3 separate regions of the Mus musculus genome follow, and all the other regions are linked to region 1. The links are chromatin loops, found by intact Hi-C in ENCODE. Cell type or tissue: left cerebral cortex. All regions are shown on one strand.

Evidence for each region. A loop is a pair of places that touch in the nucleus more often than their neighbours do. Peaks named below come from ENCODE experiments on the same cell type or tissue, not always from the same donor. Only the 100,000 strongest peaks of a DNase experiment are listed, where the experiment ranks them.
Region 2: it touches region 1 in a loop (6-fold over the local background); 22 of 42 quality-filtered maps call a loop at or near these places.
Region 3: it touches region 1 in a loop (2.5-fold over the local background); 15 of 42 quality-filtered maps call a loop at or near these places.

What each region holds. Positions count from the first base shown.
Region 1 is chr9:121,982,207-121,987,206 of GRCm38, reverse strand. Pomgnt2 (protein O-linked mannose beta 1,4-N-acetylglucosaminyltransferase 2) reads left to right here. Exons shown (of 2, transcript NM_153540.4): 2 at 3,384-5,000. The coding sequence starts at 3,494. It also overlaps a transcript of Gask1a not described here. Among named protein-coding and RNA genes, the nearest start is that of Gm39463, 11 kb to the left of the region's middle. In left cerebral cortex, CTCF peaks have their summits at 1,883 (motif pointing right) and 3,479 (motif pointing left); DNase peaks (open chromatin) are centred at 1,941, 2,556, 3,494 and 4,350; H3K27ac peaks cover 1,062 bases.
Region 2 is chr9:121,844,278-121,849,277 of GRCm38, reverse strand. It overlaps Higd1a (HIG1 domain family, member 1A), which reads left to right. Exons shown (of 4, transcript NM_019814.5): 4 at 1-721. Among named protein-coding and RNA genes, the nearest start is that of Ccdc13, 7.3 kb to the right of the region's middle. In left cerebral cortex, CTCF peaks have their summits at 853 (motif pointing left) and 2,582 (motif pointing left); a DNase peak (open chromatin) is centred at 2,590.
Region 3 is chr9:121,854,727-121,859,726 of GRCm38, reverse strand. It overlaps Higd1a (HIG1 domain family, member 1A), which reads left to right and starts at 1,931. Exons shown (of 4, transcript NM_019814.5): 1 at 1,931-2,215. Gm47112 (predicted gene, 47112) reads right to left here and starts at 1,980. Exons shown (of 1, transcript NR_168944.1): 1 at 519-1,980. In left cerebral cortex, a CTCF peak has its summit at 1,914 (motif pointing right); DNase peaks (open chromatin) are centred at 1,773 and 2,035; H3K4me3 peaks cover 2,256 bases; H3K27ac peaks cover 1,724 bases.

The DNA.
Region 1 (5,000 bases):
TCCCATGTGACAGCTCACGGCCATCTGTAACTCCAATTACAGAGCATTGGTTGTCCTTTTGGTCCTCCAAGGGTATCGTACTTATATGTTGCACAGACGTAGATGCAGGCAAAACACTCATACACATAAATAAAAAGGTCATTAAAAATTAAATAGAACAGAGAGTGAGCAGGGAAAGTACTTGTCATTGACCATGGACCTCCACAGGCATGTGCACAGATGTCATTGACCTCCACAGACATGTGCACACATGTGCATGTGCACAGATGTCATTGACCATTGGCCTCCACATGCATGTGCACACATGTCATTGACCTTCACAGGCATGTGTGCACATATGTCATTGACCTCCACAGACATGTGCACACATGTGCACAGATGTCATTGACCTCCACAGGCATGTGCACACATGTGCATATATGTGCATGCACACCCTCACGTATTTACACACTTATCACACACAAGTTTGTTTCCGAAAAGTTTACTTACAGCCCTCTCCCTCCTTGCTGGCAGAGCAGAGGAGGGGCCACAGAAGCTGCTTCTGTTAAGGGGCAGACTCGTGGTCTGAGTCTATTAAAGGCTCTGAGGCCATTCTCAGAGTAATGTTGAGATTGGAGCTGGCATGTTTGAACTTCTCTGTCCTCAGCCAGGTTTGCCTTTACACTGTCTCCATCACCAGGCTTGCTTGGGGAAATAAGCAGGGACACAGTCACAGCCCCCCGCCAGCAGTCAGGGACTTGTGCAGAGGAATTACAGATCTCTTACATGGGGTGGGGCTGGGGTGTTCTGCATTGGGGTTCCTTTTCCTGGTGTGATACAGGCAGGGGTTTTGTTTTAGGTGTGGTTGTCATGGGTGCCACATATGCTAAGACACTGAGCAGGGCCTGGCTCTTACTTTAAAATGTACATGGTGGCCTCACCCAGACTGGACACAGGCAGAGAAGCTCTTTCTTCGTGTGAAGTGTCCATCACAGACCCTCATCCTGTCTAGAGCCCGTCTGTCAGGAAGCTCTGGGCACTTGGAGCCCAGAGGGTGGGTGTCTCCTTTAGTCTTCAGAGCATGCTCGCCTGCAGACCCTAAGGAGCCAGCAGAGGCTTTCAGGGTGAGTGGGTGGAGAAAATAATACGTTTTCCCAGGTGGCTCCAGCCTCTTGCTCAAGTAGTCTTAGCAGCCTCCATTTGCCTTTGATTAAAGCTCTTCCTGCCTCTGTCTGATATCTTGGTTCTGCCAAAACTTTTGATCTTGCTGACTTAAGTAGAATGCTACAATGCAATTGGAGTGGGTGTGGGGTCATGCAGGAGAATGTGGGAAAGACCCTGGATTTTATCATGACCGCTGAGTGCCCCATACCATGGCTCCTTCACAGTGACAAAATACAGGGCCCCATTAGAAAGGATATTCTAAAGCAAAGGTGGTGAACAAGTCTGTTGTCTGTCCTCAGTCCTGGTTTACCTGAGTGAGTGTACGCAATCAGAAAGGCTAACCCACATAGCCACAGCCTTACCCCCGTGGGTGAGCTCAGAGCCCTTGGAGAAGCCTTCGCACAGTCCCTTAGCTACACTCAGTCATCTGGTTCCAGTCACTCAGTTCCAGTCACTTGGCCTTGGTTGGGGCTGCCTGACTGTAAGTAGCAGAGTCAGTCCACCCCATGCGTTAGACCACAGGAGGATCTGGCAGAATGTTTACTCTCAGAAATTCCCATTTCCCCCCTTCCATATCTATACTACCCTCTGCCAGCACCATATTAGAAGGCCATAGGATGGGTACTCACATCTAACTAGAAACACCTTCCATCCTCTGAGGGTCCAGAAACAGCCAGGGTCAGGTCCTGTGACCCTTCTACCCCAGGGTCTGACCTGAGTCTCCTGCTGCCTCCTGCAGTCCTGCTTCTCTCCAGCAGATGGCACTGGTGTCAAGCTGCTGATTCTCTGTAACTGGTTTGCTGTGTCATGCGGTTTCTACGGAGATTGGGGGGTCACAGGGATATGGATGCAGCATTGTTCTGCTGGGGCTGTGCACATCACTCAGAAAGCTGTGCCCTCCTATCAGGTGCCTGTCTGTGATAAGCCAGAGCCCCTACTCAACCCAGCTTCAAAGATGAAGACAGTTCTCTCACATCAGGAGACTTGGAGACATCAGGGTTCCTGTGACTCTCCTGCAGTCTGTGCCCTCAAGCCGGTTTGCTTGTGGTTGGCAGCCATGAGACACCCCTTTTCTCCTGCCCATTGGGTAGGAACACGGACTGGCTTCTTCACCTAGTCTGAGCAGTGCCTCTTAGACAGCAGGGTTGGGCCAGAAATGCAGAAGTGAGCTCTCTGGCACCCCAAGGGCCGCGTCTCTGCCTCCTCTGGTTCCCAGGAGATTCAGCACGGGGACTCTGAGGATGTGTGAGGACACCGAGGAACTCCTTAGGAAGAGTGGACATCGACAGAAACGACCATCTCACTGCTAACCTGGAGACCCAGGGAGCAAGGCTGGGTACTGCCCCAGTCCAGGGCGCCTCAGTGGCACCCGGCCACACTCACTGACTGCTCTTTGTCTCCTTTTGGAGATTTCTGTGCTTAGATTTGAAACACTGTTTCAAGGAGCAGTGACCGAAGCAGCCAGTCAGCTCCTGCCTAACACTGCCCAGCCTTGGCTCTGAATCACGAAGGCAGGAGAGTGCCCAGGGTGCTTCCGGACACATGTGGCTCTTTATTGACCATCAGGTGTCCCAACCCTTTTCCTTGCCCTGGAGGCCTCACCTCTCAGGAAACCTAACAACGAAATGGTTCTTTTTGTACATCAGAAAAAGGTTGGGTGCCAGGATTTCAACCAGTACATCATCTCTGACCTCCAAGGCACTTGAACACTTGCTCTTATTAACAGGTGCCTGAATTCCAAACGAAAGGCCACCCAGGAGGCCAAGTGAGTGAATGTGCCTGGTCCTTAATCCCCAGAGGCCTCAGTACTAGCACTAATTACTAATTGGAAATAGATGTTGGCCCAAAACCTGTGCCTCGCTGAAGTTCTGCGGGGCTCTGATGGTGGTAATGTTTTTCCTCCACAGCACAAGTATGTGTAGCACACTCCTCTTGGCGTCATCAGAGGCTGTTGAAGCCACAAGGTACTTTACCTTAAAGCAGAACAGATTCAGCTAGCTGCTATTGAAGGGGGGCGGTGAGGGTTCATCCAGGTAGAGGCAGCTGAGTGATGCAGGTGTGATTAGAAGAGTAACGTGTGCCCATGAACACACACAAATCTTTTAAAAGCCTAGAACCTGTAATTTGACTCACGTTATGTTACCAGGGAGCTTTGCTGAAGAGGTAGGGTGGAGGAAGCACACGGTGGGAGTGTGCTGTGACTCCTGGCTGGGTTGACTCTTCTCTCTGACCCTTTGCAGGCATTTTCTGGTCCTCCAGTAGTACACTTAGGGATGGATGGGTGAAGTCCCCCGGGCTGTGGCACTGCCCAGCAGCCATCGTCTCGCTGAGGCCCCCTGGTGGCGATAGGATGCACCTCTCTGCCGTATTCAACGCCCTCCTGGTATCAGTGCTGGCTGCGGTCCTGTGGAAGCATGTTCGGTTGCGGGAGCATGCGGCCACGCTAGAGGAGGAGCTGGCCCTTGGACAGCAGTCCCTGGATCCAGTCCTAGGACTGAAGATCGACTACCCGAAGGCCCTGCAGATCCTCATGGAGGGCGGCACCCACATGGTGTGCACAGGCCGCACCCACACGGACCGCATCTGCCGCTTCAAGTGGCTCTGCTACTCCAATGAGGCCGAAGAATTCATCTTTTTCCATGGCAACTCATCTGTGATGCTGCCCAACCTGGGCTCCCGGCGCTTCCAGCCGGCCCTGCTGGACCTGTCCACTGTGGAGGACCATAATGCCCAGTACTTCAACTTCGTGGAGCTGCCCGCTGCAGCCCTGCGCTTCATGCCAAAGCCAGTGTTCGTGCCTGATGTAGCCCTCATCGCCAACCGCTTCAACCCCGATAACCTCATGCACGTCTTTCATGATGACCTGCTCCCACTCTTCTACACACTGAGGCAGTTCCCCGGCCTGGCCCAAGAGGCCCGGCTCTTTTTCATGGAGGGATGGGGTGAGGGTGCCCACTTTGACCTCTATAAACTCCTCAGCCCCAAGCAGCCGCTTCTACGTGCACAGCTCAAGACACTGGGCCGACTGCTCTGCTTTTCCCATGCTTTCGTGGGCCTGTCCAAGGTTACCACCTGGTACCAATACGGCTTTGTACAGCCCCAGGGCCCAAAAGCCAACATCCTGGTCTCTGGCAATGAGATCCGGCAGTTCACGCGCTTCATGACTGAAAGGCTGAACGTGAGCCACGCGGGGGCGCCCCTGGGGGAGGAATACATTCTGGTCTTCAGTCGCACCCAGAACAGACTCATCCTGAACGAGGCAGAGCTGTTGCTGGAGCTGGCACAAGAGTTCCAGATGAAGACGGTTACAGTGTCCCTGGAGGACCACACCTTTGCTGATGTCGTGCGGCTGGTCAGCAATGCCTCCATGTTGGTCAGCATGCATGGGGCCCAGCTGGTTACGGCCCTCTTCCTGCCCCGCGGGGCTACCGTGGTTGAACTCTTCCCTTACGCTGTCAATCCTGACCACTACACCCCCTATAAGACGCTGGCCACACTGCCTGGCATGGACCTGCAGTATGTAGCCTGGCGAAACATGATCCGGGAGAACACAGTCACACACCCTGAGCGACCGTGGGACCAAGGGGGCATCACCCACCTGGACCGGGCTGAGCAGGCCCGTATCCTGCAGAGCCGAGAGGTCCCCCGGCATCTCTGTTGCCGGAACCCAGAGTGGCTATTCCGAATCTACCAGGACACCAGGGTGGACATCCCATCCCTTATGCAATCCATTCGGCGTGTGGTGAAGGGCCGGCCGGGGCCACGGAGGCAGAGGTGGGCAATCAGCCTGTACCCGGGCAAGGTGCGGGAGGCTCGATGTCAGGCGTCAGTGCAGGGTGCCACCGAGGCCCGCCTGT
Region 2 (5,000 bases), 140 kb after region 1:
TGCTCTGGTTCGTTTATTTTGTCTGCTTGTGGGCTGACTTCAGAACTTCAGGTTTTAAGGTTTGTTGGCTTCTGAAAACACTTTCCAAAGAGTCCACAAAATATAACTAGCTTATAAATCCCCTATAACTAAGTAGGAGGGAGAGAGAGAAAGAGATTGTGTGTGTGTGTGTGTGTGCGTGTGTGCATGCGTGCGTGCGTGCACGTACAGCAACTTGGAAAGCTGATAAGAGCTGCAGAAAGGCAGTGTTTATTAAAATCACACTTAGAAACTGGTTGTGGGTTCTGGTTAAGCTCTTTTATAATTGCAAAGTTCTATTTTTGCTGCTTGGTAGTAGGATAATTCTTAAACATCTTAAACTATAGGTTTTTGTTTCTTTTTTGTGGTACTAGGCATTACGTGCAGGGTCTCACATAGGCCAAGCAAGTGCTGTACCATGGAGTTGAACCCCGGCAGCAGTAGGTACTGTATGTTGTAACACAAGGATAAAGGAAATACATGGCCTAGTACAGGCAGTGTGTCTACTTCGTAAGAGCCGTGTCTATCCAGGTACCAAAAGTGAGAGGTCAGCAGTGGGTGGGCTGGTGTTTTGAGACATTACACACATACTTGGACATACAGAATGTTAAGTGCACTTTGAAATCCATGTCCAACCCAAACTAATATTCCATAGAGACAAGGTGTCATATGTATTGTTATTAAAATAACTCTGAACATATCAGATGTCTTGTTTTTATTTCAGTTTTGAAAAAGTAAATCCTTCCAGCACAAAGATTAGAAAACAGAATACCTGTGGTAGTAGACGGTTAGAGGCCATCTACAGCTAGAACTGAATGCTGCCATCTGTTGGGTACTTACTGTGTGCCCCACCCTGCTCTGAGAGAGTTTGACTTTCAGTTATTTGTGGTTGTGAGCGTGTGTGTGGTTATGAGCATATGAGTGCAAGTGCCCATGAGGCTGAAGGCATAGAGTATCCCTGGAGCTGGAATTATAGGCAGTTGTACTGGGAAATGAATTTGGGTTCTCTGCAAGAGCACTTCTTGCTCTTAACCATTGAGCCGTCTTTCCAGCTCCCTCCTTTTATCTTCGTTGTTTGTGTGCAGCAGTCACGAGACAATTTTGAGGAGTCAGTTTTCTCCCACCATGGATCCTGGGTATCAACAGGTTCATAGTCTGTGTAGCAAGCACCTTTTCCTGCTGAGTCATGGTGCTGGCCCTTTAAGAACTTGAACATACAGTGTCATTAAACTAATGATATAGGAGATAGTGCCCACGCCACAGACCTGCACATTCCAGGGTCACAGGGCCTGCATTCCAGGTGCTGTGCTGTGCTGCCTACAGGACTGACCATAGGGCTTTGTTTTTCACTGTTCCCGTGTAAACTGGAACTTTAGAAGAGTCCATGATAGCATGACAGGGGCCAGCAGATGTTAGGCACTTGCTGTGGTGGCCTTTGTGACATTGGAGTGGCAGTAGTGATAGATGGTATTTCATACAGTTAAACAAGAGGCTGCAACTCTCATGGTCCTAATCACAGACTGTATAGCCCGATCCAGTCAGAGTTTTCCGTCTTCCCAGCCGTGACACGAGAGTGTGGACTAGCCGTGCTACTGCGCCCCTGTCTAGCTGCTGCTGGAAAAGTTTGAGAAAGCTTTCCAAATTTTGGCTTCCTGCTTTAACAGTGTTCTGAGTTTTGAGAACTTGTTACTAAGTGCCACCTATACTCATGGTTCGGCCACTCTGAGCAAGAGAGCTGTGACTTCCTCATCTAAGGTAGAGACACTACCTAGGATTAGAGAAAGAAAGTCCAAGGGACCTAGCCTGGCATGTCACGCTTCCGTAACCCAGTGCATGGCTGCTGCTTTATAACTGTACTGAGTATAGGGGTGAAGTCCCAGCAGGCTGGCACTAAGTGATTGCGGCAGAACATGGTGGCTGCCAATAGAAGCAGCAGCAGGAGCAGCTGGCTGGGCTTCCAAGCCCAGGGTTGGGATCGGGAGGCTCTCCAAGGCAAAAGCATTCTACTTTGCCTTCTCAGGGAACTCTCCTCCTAAGGTTGGGTATAATGGAGTGTGGGGTGACTGTGTCAGGCCTTTCTTGCCCAGTTACCTGTCAGTGTATCCCAAGTCCCTTTCACCCAAAGCACTTGGCATTAGTTCCCTGTTCAGCCAATGCCTGCTGACTTCATTAGAGTGAATCTTGGGTTTGGTTTGGGGTTTTTGGTTTTTTGTTGTTGTTGTTTTTTTTTTTTTTTTTGCGTTTATGACGTTCCAGCTGGTCCTTTGTCCGTGGGTTCCACACCCATGGAGTTCGTCCCACCACAGATCTGAAATTGTTTGTTTTTGTGTCAGTGGTGAGCATGTGTGGACTTCCTTTTCCTGTGGGGGTTCCTCAGAGTGTTGTGTACAACTGTTACACAGCGTTGTGTTGCAGTAGGCAGTGTGAGTGAGATTGAGAGACTGAAAGACTGCGGCAGAACCCTCACCCTCTTGTTAGGAGACCTGAGCGCCCATGCAGGTTTGGGTCCTTCCTGGGGGCTCTGGAACAACTGGGGATGCTGTGTCTGAGCAACGGTGACATCTAGTGTCCAGAGTTGGGTATGACTAGATTTACAAGCTCCCTGATCTTGGTGCTCATGGAAACCATGCCTCCTGTCCCACAGCTGTCCAGAGTCCCTAGGATTCACAGTTAAGGTTCCATCCCTGTGTAATTCCTCAGCCCATTCCCTCGCAGCCGCAAAGCCAAAATAAAGCGGAATGATCTGAAGTGAAGGCTACCGTGTGTCAAGCAGCAGAGCTGCCAGGACCTATGTACTCCGCCCTGTTGAGACCCAGGCCATTAGATACAATGCACGTGACCAGTGATGGCTTTACCTGGGTACGTTCAGGAAGAACCAGTTCCTGGCTCAAGAAATTTGCTCTCCCTTAGCCACCTGCACTGGGCAGAGACAAAAGAGGAGAGTTACCCGGGTCAAGCTGAGGCCATTGTTGGGCTCCACCTTTAGCAGAGGCTGCTATCCACTTCCCTGGTTTGCTTTTCTGTCAGCAACACCACCTTCTACCTCCTCTTGCTCTGAATCTTACAGGAGTCTTTCCTGCCTCTTATCTAATGGACCAATAACCAAGCCCCGTCAGCTTGTCTCACATCTGTCCCCTCCTCTCCCTGTTCCCTCTACTTTTTACCTAGGCCTGTTTCTTCTCCCAGGTGCTAGTGAGGAAGAGGCTGAAGAGACCCACACACAAACTGTTCACTCTACAAAGGATGTCTATTACTAGTAAGCATATAAGGTCAAGGGGCTAGGCAGCAGGAGAGACTGGCAATTCCTGAGATCAGACGGCCTCCACCTGCAGCTGGGGATGTGGCTCAATGGTAAAGCATTTGTCTAGCATATTTGAAGCCTTGGGTTCGATGTCCAGCACCAGAAAGAGAGAGAGAGAGAAAGAAAGAGAAAACCAGCTAGATTACAAATATCAGACAACAAAAACCTGTGAGATGGGCTGAGAATAGAATAGAGAAATCTTGGTAGGAAAATCACAGTGTATTCCCACAGTCCGTTGCGCTGCTGACTTGGTGCAGGGCTGGGTCAGATCGCATCCATTTGGGTGGTCACCTGGAACAGAGAGCCACAGGATCTTGTCAGAACACTGGGCTTTCTGAGAAAGTCAACAGGGGTCTCCAGTATGAGATCCCCATATATACCAACGCATCTTCAGTATTAGCTTAGTTGGTAGACGCAGACTTGCCTGGAGCCAAGTGACAATCCACAAGGACAATGTTCCAGGGTTACAGGAATGGGGCCAGCAAAACCCAGGGCCATCACAAGCTGAAGAGGCAGAACTAACGCCAAAAAATCTTGAATCTGAAGAAACTGAACATTTTAATCCTCTGGGGCTCCTGAGTAGGGAGCTGAATAATCAGAAAGGCTTAAATTAAAACCCTGGGCTGAGCTGGCCTGTGGTGGCGTGTGCCATTAGCCCCAGCACTTGGTATGCAGGCAGATCTCTGAATGCAAGGCCAGCCTGGGCTACCAAAGGAGTTCCAGGACTACACAGAGAAACCCTGTCTCAAAAGCCAAACCTGCCCTTATGAAGCAGGACAGCTGGGTGTGTAGGTACTACTGACATACAAGGCCATTTCACATGTTACAGACCTCTGCCACGCCTGTTAGACTCCTACAACAATGGAAACCCTTCTGCTTATGAAGAAGGAAACCGGAGAGCCAGCTCAGTGGTTAAGAGCATTGGCTGCTCTTCCAGAGGACAGAATTCTCAGGTTCAATTCAAAGCACCCATATGGCCCCTCACAGCTGTCCTGTAATTCCAGGTCCAAGGCATCTAGTGGCCTCTTCTGGTCTTGGGCACCAAGTACACACATGGTGAACAGACACACATGCTGGGAAATATTATTCACATAAAATAATTTTTACAAAAGAAAATGGAAGTCTGGCTTGGCTCATGTCAGAGTCACTTTCCTGTTCAATTTCGTTTCTCATGGAGTAGAACGACTTAATGTTCATCATTTGTAGGAGGAATATAATTTCAGTGAGGGGAGTCTACCTGACGACCCTGTTCAAGAAGATAAATATGCATGGGCTGGGACGATGGCTCAGCGTTACCTTGCAAACCTGACAACCTCAATTAGGCAAGAACTCATATATAAAACGACAAGTATAACCAGGCAGTGGTGTAACATGCCATTAACCCCAGCACGGATCTCTGAATTTGAGGGCAGCCTGGTCTACAGAGCAAGTTCCAGGACAGCCAGGGCTACACAGAGAAGCCCTGTCTCAAAAAAGTAAATAAATAAAAAATAAAAATAAAAAGGCTAGTATAGAGTTACTTACACTTGTGATTCCAGTGCCAGAGAAACAAGCAGGCAGCCAGGCTAGCCAAATTAGTGATCCTGGGGCCAGAGAAAGGCCCTGTGTTCAAGAGCACTTTCTGTTGGTATGGAAAAGTACTCTAACAAAAGCCAATTAGGAGGAAAAGTTGATTTTAGAG
Region 3 (5,000 bases), 130 kb after region 1:
CACTACGCCCAGCACTACCTCTTGTCCTATGACTCAGGTGAGGAAGTTCCATCATTCTTTGGTCTAGTGTGTTTGCTAAGCTTGTGGGCCTGGTTTCTCTGATATGGTTTTGGTATGTCCAAGTGTTCTGATTTAATCTGATGACTTCATAAGACGGTGCTTTTTCATTGGTGTATATACATCCATGTCTTGTGGTCTGTGCAGCACAGTTGAATGTTCTTTGTGATAAGCTGTATGTCCAACATCTGGTGGTTATCTACTTACCCAGGTAAGCATCCTGCCTTAGCAAGAGATTTTAGAAATTGAACAAAGTGTTGGTGTAGAAAACAGTTACTCCAGGCAAGGCTCAGTCAGCCTCAGCAGAAACTCAGAGCAGGGCACTGCCGATCTCCTATGGAACATGCTTTCTCTAGTCAGGTCTTTCTTCGTTTACCACCACTGACTCCTGCTCAGCAAAGCTGTGTTTAGCACACCCATACAAAGAACATACTTTCAAAGACACAAAGCTGCCACATATCCAAGGTATGGAAAGCTTTATTTCATTTTTGTTCTTTGAACCAGGGCTTCTCTGTGTAGTCCTGGCTGTCCTGGAACTTGTACTGTAGACAAGGAAGGACTTGAACTCTGAGATCCACCTGCCTCCCTCCTAAATACTAGGATTAAAGGTGTGCACCACCATAAAAGTTTTATTTTAAAAATATGTGTATCTTGCCTGCATGTATACATGTATGTGCATCATATATACATGCCTGGTGCCTGAAGCAGTCAAAAGAGGGTTTGAGTTCCACTGAGTTGGGATGGTTGGGAGCCTCACGTTGAGTGTCAGGAACTGAACCTGGATCCTCTTGTAAGAAGAGTAACAAGTGCCTTTAAATCACTGGGACAACTCTCCAGCCACAGGCATAGAGTTTTATCATGTATAACATGGAATGTTTCCTACATATGACTTAACTCAAATAATTTTTAACCTGTGTTTGATCCTTGGAACCTGTGGGCAAAGGAAACAACAGGTCCCTTCATGTTGTCCTCTGCTCTCCACACATTTGCCATAGCACATGTGCCCCTCCCCACAATAAATAAAATGGTAATACAAAATTTTAATATTCAGTCATGACACCTGTTATGTAGTTATTGGAAGGTGGCTCATAAGACTACACCAGCCTTCAGGAAATTCAAGAAACGTATTGAGGGCCCAACAAGATGGTTCACTGGGTAAAGGCCACCAAATCCCACAATCAGAGTTCTAGCCCCAGGGTCCAGACATTAGGAGGTGACTGGTGAAGGTTGTCCTCTGACCTCAGCAAATGTTCACACAAGTAAATGTAATAAAATTAGTTTACAAAGAAAAGAAACATTGAGGTATGGGGAAGTTAGAAAGTTAGCCGATTCACTGTGGTTCCTCTTGCCAGTTTATATAATCGGTGCACAAAGGGGGAAGAAGCCCTCTGCAGAGCTGCCTCTGGCGGGGCAAGGGGTGGGCAGGGTAGACAAGACGGAATCCTTTCTCTTGTCCGTGGTTGGTGCTCTATTCGGGGTGAGGAGACAATTGTTCCTCTCCCTGAAGTCACTCAAAGTTGAGTACCTACCAGTAGCCTACCTCTCTCAGAGGCCGCCATGTTCTGCTACGCTGAGAGTCTTGGACAGACACGTCCCATAGTGGGGCTGTCGGTGTCTGCCATCCCCGGAGCCCACACGAAGCCCCGCCCCGGAAGCTGCCTGCCCCATCAGACTCCTCCCCAGGCATGTGTGAGGTCACTGCTCTCCGGCCACCACCAGCTCCGGGGAGGGACCCAAAGGCGCCCCGACGGCGCATGCTCCCGCTCGGGCGGGCCGCTCGGCTCACCTAAGCCGGTCTAGCCTGCGTGCGTGGCGTTCGCGGAGCCCAGCGAACCGGTCGCGAGAACCTCGAGGCAATTGGGGTTGGGAGGCAGCGGCCGCCAGGCGGCACCGCGCCAGCACTGCCGCCCAGGCCTCACGTCTGACACGAACAGCGCGCGCCGCCACGAACCGGGCCGGCCCCCCAGCCAATGGGCGCCGCGCTACAAGTGACCACGCCCACCGCCCCTCGCACGTAAAGGGAGTCTCTGGCCCGGCCTCGCCGGCTGCTGGCTTCTGATTGGCTGGGGCGAGCAGTGGCCGCAGCAGGCGAAGCCGGTGTTCTCGCACTCGGGTGGCGGCCAGAAACCGGCAGGACTGGAAGGGACCCCGCGTCTCGGTGAGTGAAGCGGGAGCCGGGCGGGAGGCGAGGGCTGCGGGGCGGGGGGTCCCTCGGGTGGGCGGAGGACTTGGGGTCCCCGTCGGCCAGTGCATGTGGAGCCGGAGGAAGGAGGCCGGAGCTTCTGGAGCGGATCGTGGCCGAGGGAACGAGAGTCGCGGAGGAGGCAACGATGGCAAACGGGGACCGGGCTGGTGCCAGCTTCGGGGATCCCGGGAGCAGTGGGAGGAGAGGGAGAGGGAGCGCGATCGCACGGGTCTAGGAGTCTGGACAAGGTCACAAGAAGGTGGGAGGTGAGGCAGGGCGCAGCGCTCGGGCACCTCGGCCTGGCCTTCCCGGGCGCCACCCGGGGTTTGCGCAGACCTTACGTGACCCTGTGTCACCGGATGGAGGAGGGAAGGCTGTGGCGGAATGCGAATGCCCCTGACAAGGGAACGGGGTGCAGAGATCACAAAAGCACGACTAAGGTTCAGGTGTGCCAGCCGTCCGGGTGACTCGATTCTGTTCTCTGCTTCCCTCGTTTATTCCTGGGGTGGAAAGCAGTCCTCTCTTTGAGGGGGTGATCCCTACCCGGGAATCTGCTTCCCGGACTACTGAGGCCCCCTGCAAATTGACAGTTTGGATGCAAATTCTTGACAGGTTCAAAAGGTTCTCGGTGCTCCTGGAATGTGCTAGAAGGTCTTCTCTGCACAGTATAACTTGAAAGGGCTTCTTAAGATACAAATCCTAGTGTTGTGCCCCTGGCCGTTTGAATCACAATCTCAGAGAAGCCATTTTGCACAAGCTGACAGGTAACTTAGGCAAAATCAGAATTTAAAATTTACTATTTTAGGTAATAGTTCTTAGGACCAAAGGGACATGCTGGGAAGAGTCTTCAGCTGTTATATCACCTGATGCCCAACCATTTTCTTATTTACCTCTTCTAGGTTGCCATGCCTTTGGAAAAGTGTGTCAGTAGTTATGCCTGGCCTTACAGAATAATGTGCTCAGCAAACTAAGTTTGAATATCTGGTTATTGCTGACTTAAAAATAAAAATATGTTCTACTTTCTGACAGATATAGGTCAGTCATTGGGTGAGTGAGATAATAAAAAAAAATCTAGTGGGAAAAAATCTTTTTAACTTGGAATTGAAATTGTTAGATAATTTAACTGAAGAGAGAATAGCCCATTTAACTATAGGTGTAATGTACACAGTTTTTACAGTTCAAAGACAGTATGAATTTTTATATTTTCAGTTCAGATTTACACCTGTAACATAAAAATGTTCATTTAACAATAAATAAATTGTCAAACAAAACTGTGGACTGTATGTGGGGAGTCAGATTGTAATCCTACCTTCCAGAAATATATTCCTGGTGTGGAACAATCCACATGACCCTTATATTATGGTCATATAATTCAAACTCATTTATCCACCTGTAAAATAAGGATATTGATCATCATCTCTTACTTAATTTCTTACACTTAAGTTATGATTTGAGCTTATTGACCGTGAGTTTTAAAGCATGTCCTTTCCTTTTCACCTAAGTGGCTATATTTCATAAATACTACCACCACTACCACCTCTTCCTTCTCTTCTTCTTCCTCCTCCTCTTCCAGCATGGTTTTGCTGTGTAGCCCAGGCTAGCTTCAAACTTGAGATCTCCTGCTTCCCGTAGTCTGATACTGACATTACATGCAATTTCCACCACAGCACACTCTTCAGTTTCCTCATCTTTTTGTAGCCCTTTCTGGTAGCCAAATGCATATATAATTGGTACAAATTCGTACCTTTGCATTGGAGTAAATGCCTTATCCACTGGGTCATATAATTACAGTTCTATCCATGTGGCTTTCTTTGTGCTCCAGACTCATCTTCAGCTTCTTGCCTGACATCTGCCCTGTCATGCCTGATGGGCGTCTTTTGTAAATTTGATTTCATTATTTTTGTTGTTGTCTTGAGACAGAGTGTTGCTTTGCAGCCTAGGCTAGCTTTGCACTCCTGATCCTCTCCCCTCTTGAGGGCTGAAATTATAGGCACATATCACCACTCTGGCTATCATTAGTCCCCTAAAAGAAATAATGGCTACATGATGCGCCCCAATTCTTAACCGCATTATGAAATTAACAACATTCTGAAAGTGAGGTCAAATGCCCCACCCATTCCAGCTTGATAATCTATATCACATACTCGTGATGAAGGGAAGGGATGGGTGTCTTCTGTTCTTTTATATACAGTAAAGAAATAGTTCTCTCTCCCTCCCCCTCCCCCTCCCCCTTTTGCTCCATGAACCCACTGGACAATACACATAACCACCTAGGAAATGGGGAAAAGATGCCAGCCATGGTTTGTTTCCTTATTTATGGTGTGTTTGTTGACAATGCTGGGGATCTAACCTGTGACCTCAAGCAAGCTTAGCAAGTGCTCTGTCACTGAGCTGTGTCCCCAGCACAATAGAGGTGCCTCTCTCATGATGAGTTCAGGAGGCATAAACACAAAGGGAGATTTGTTTTGTTTTATATTTTCGAGATAGAGTCCCTCTATTATGTAGCTCTGGCTGTCCTGGAACACAGAGATCCATCTGCCTCTACCTCTTGAGTGCTGGGATTAAAGATGTGTATTACCCTCCCCAACCACAAAGGGATGTTTTTAAAGTAGATTGTAGTCTGATAATTTTTGTCACTTGTAACTTCAAGGAATCAAGACCCACTCAGGATATTTTCTCATTTTCATAGATGCTGTGTAAGAACAATAAAAGGAAATGGGCATAGGTGTGTGCAGCTTGGTGGTCTCACATTGCCTGA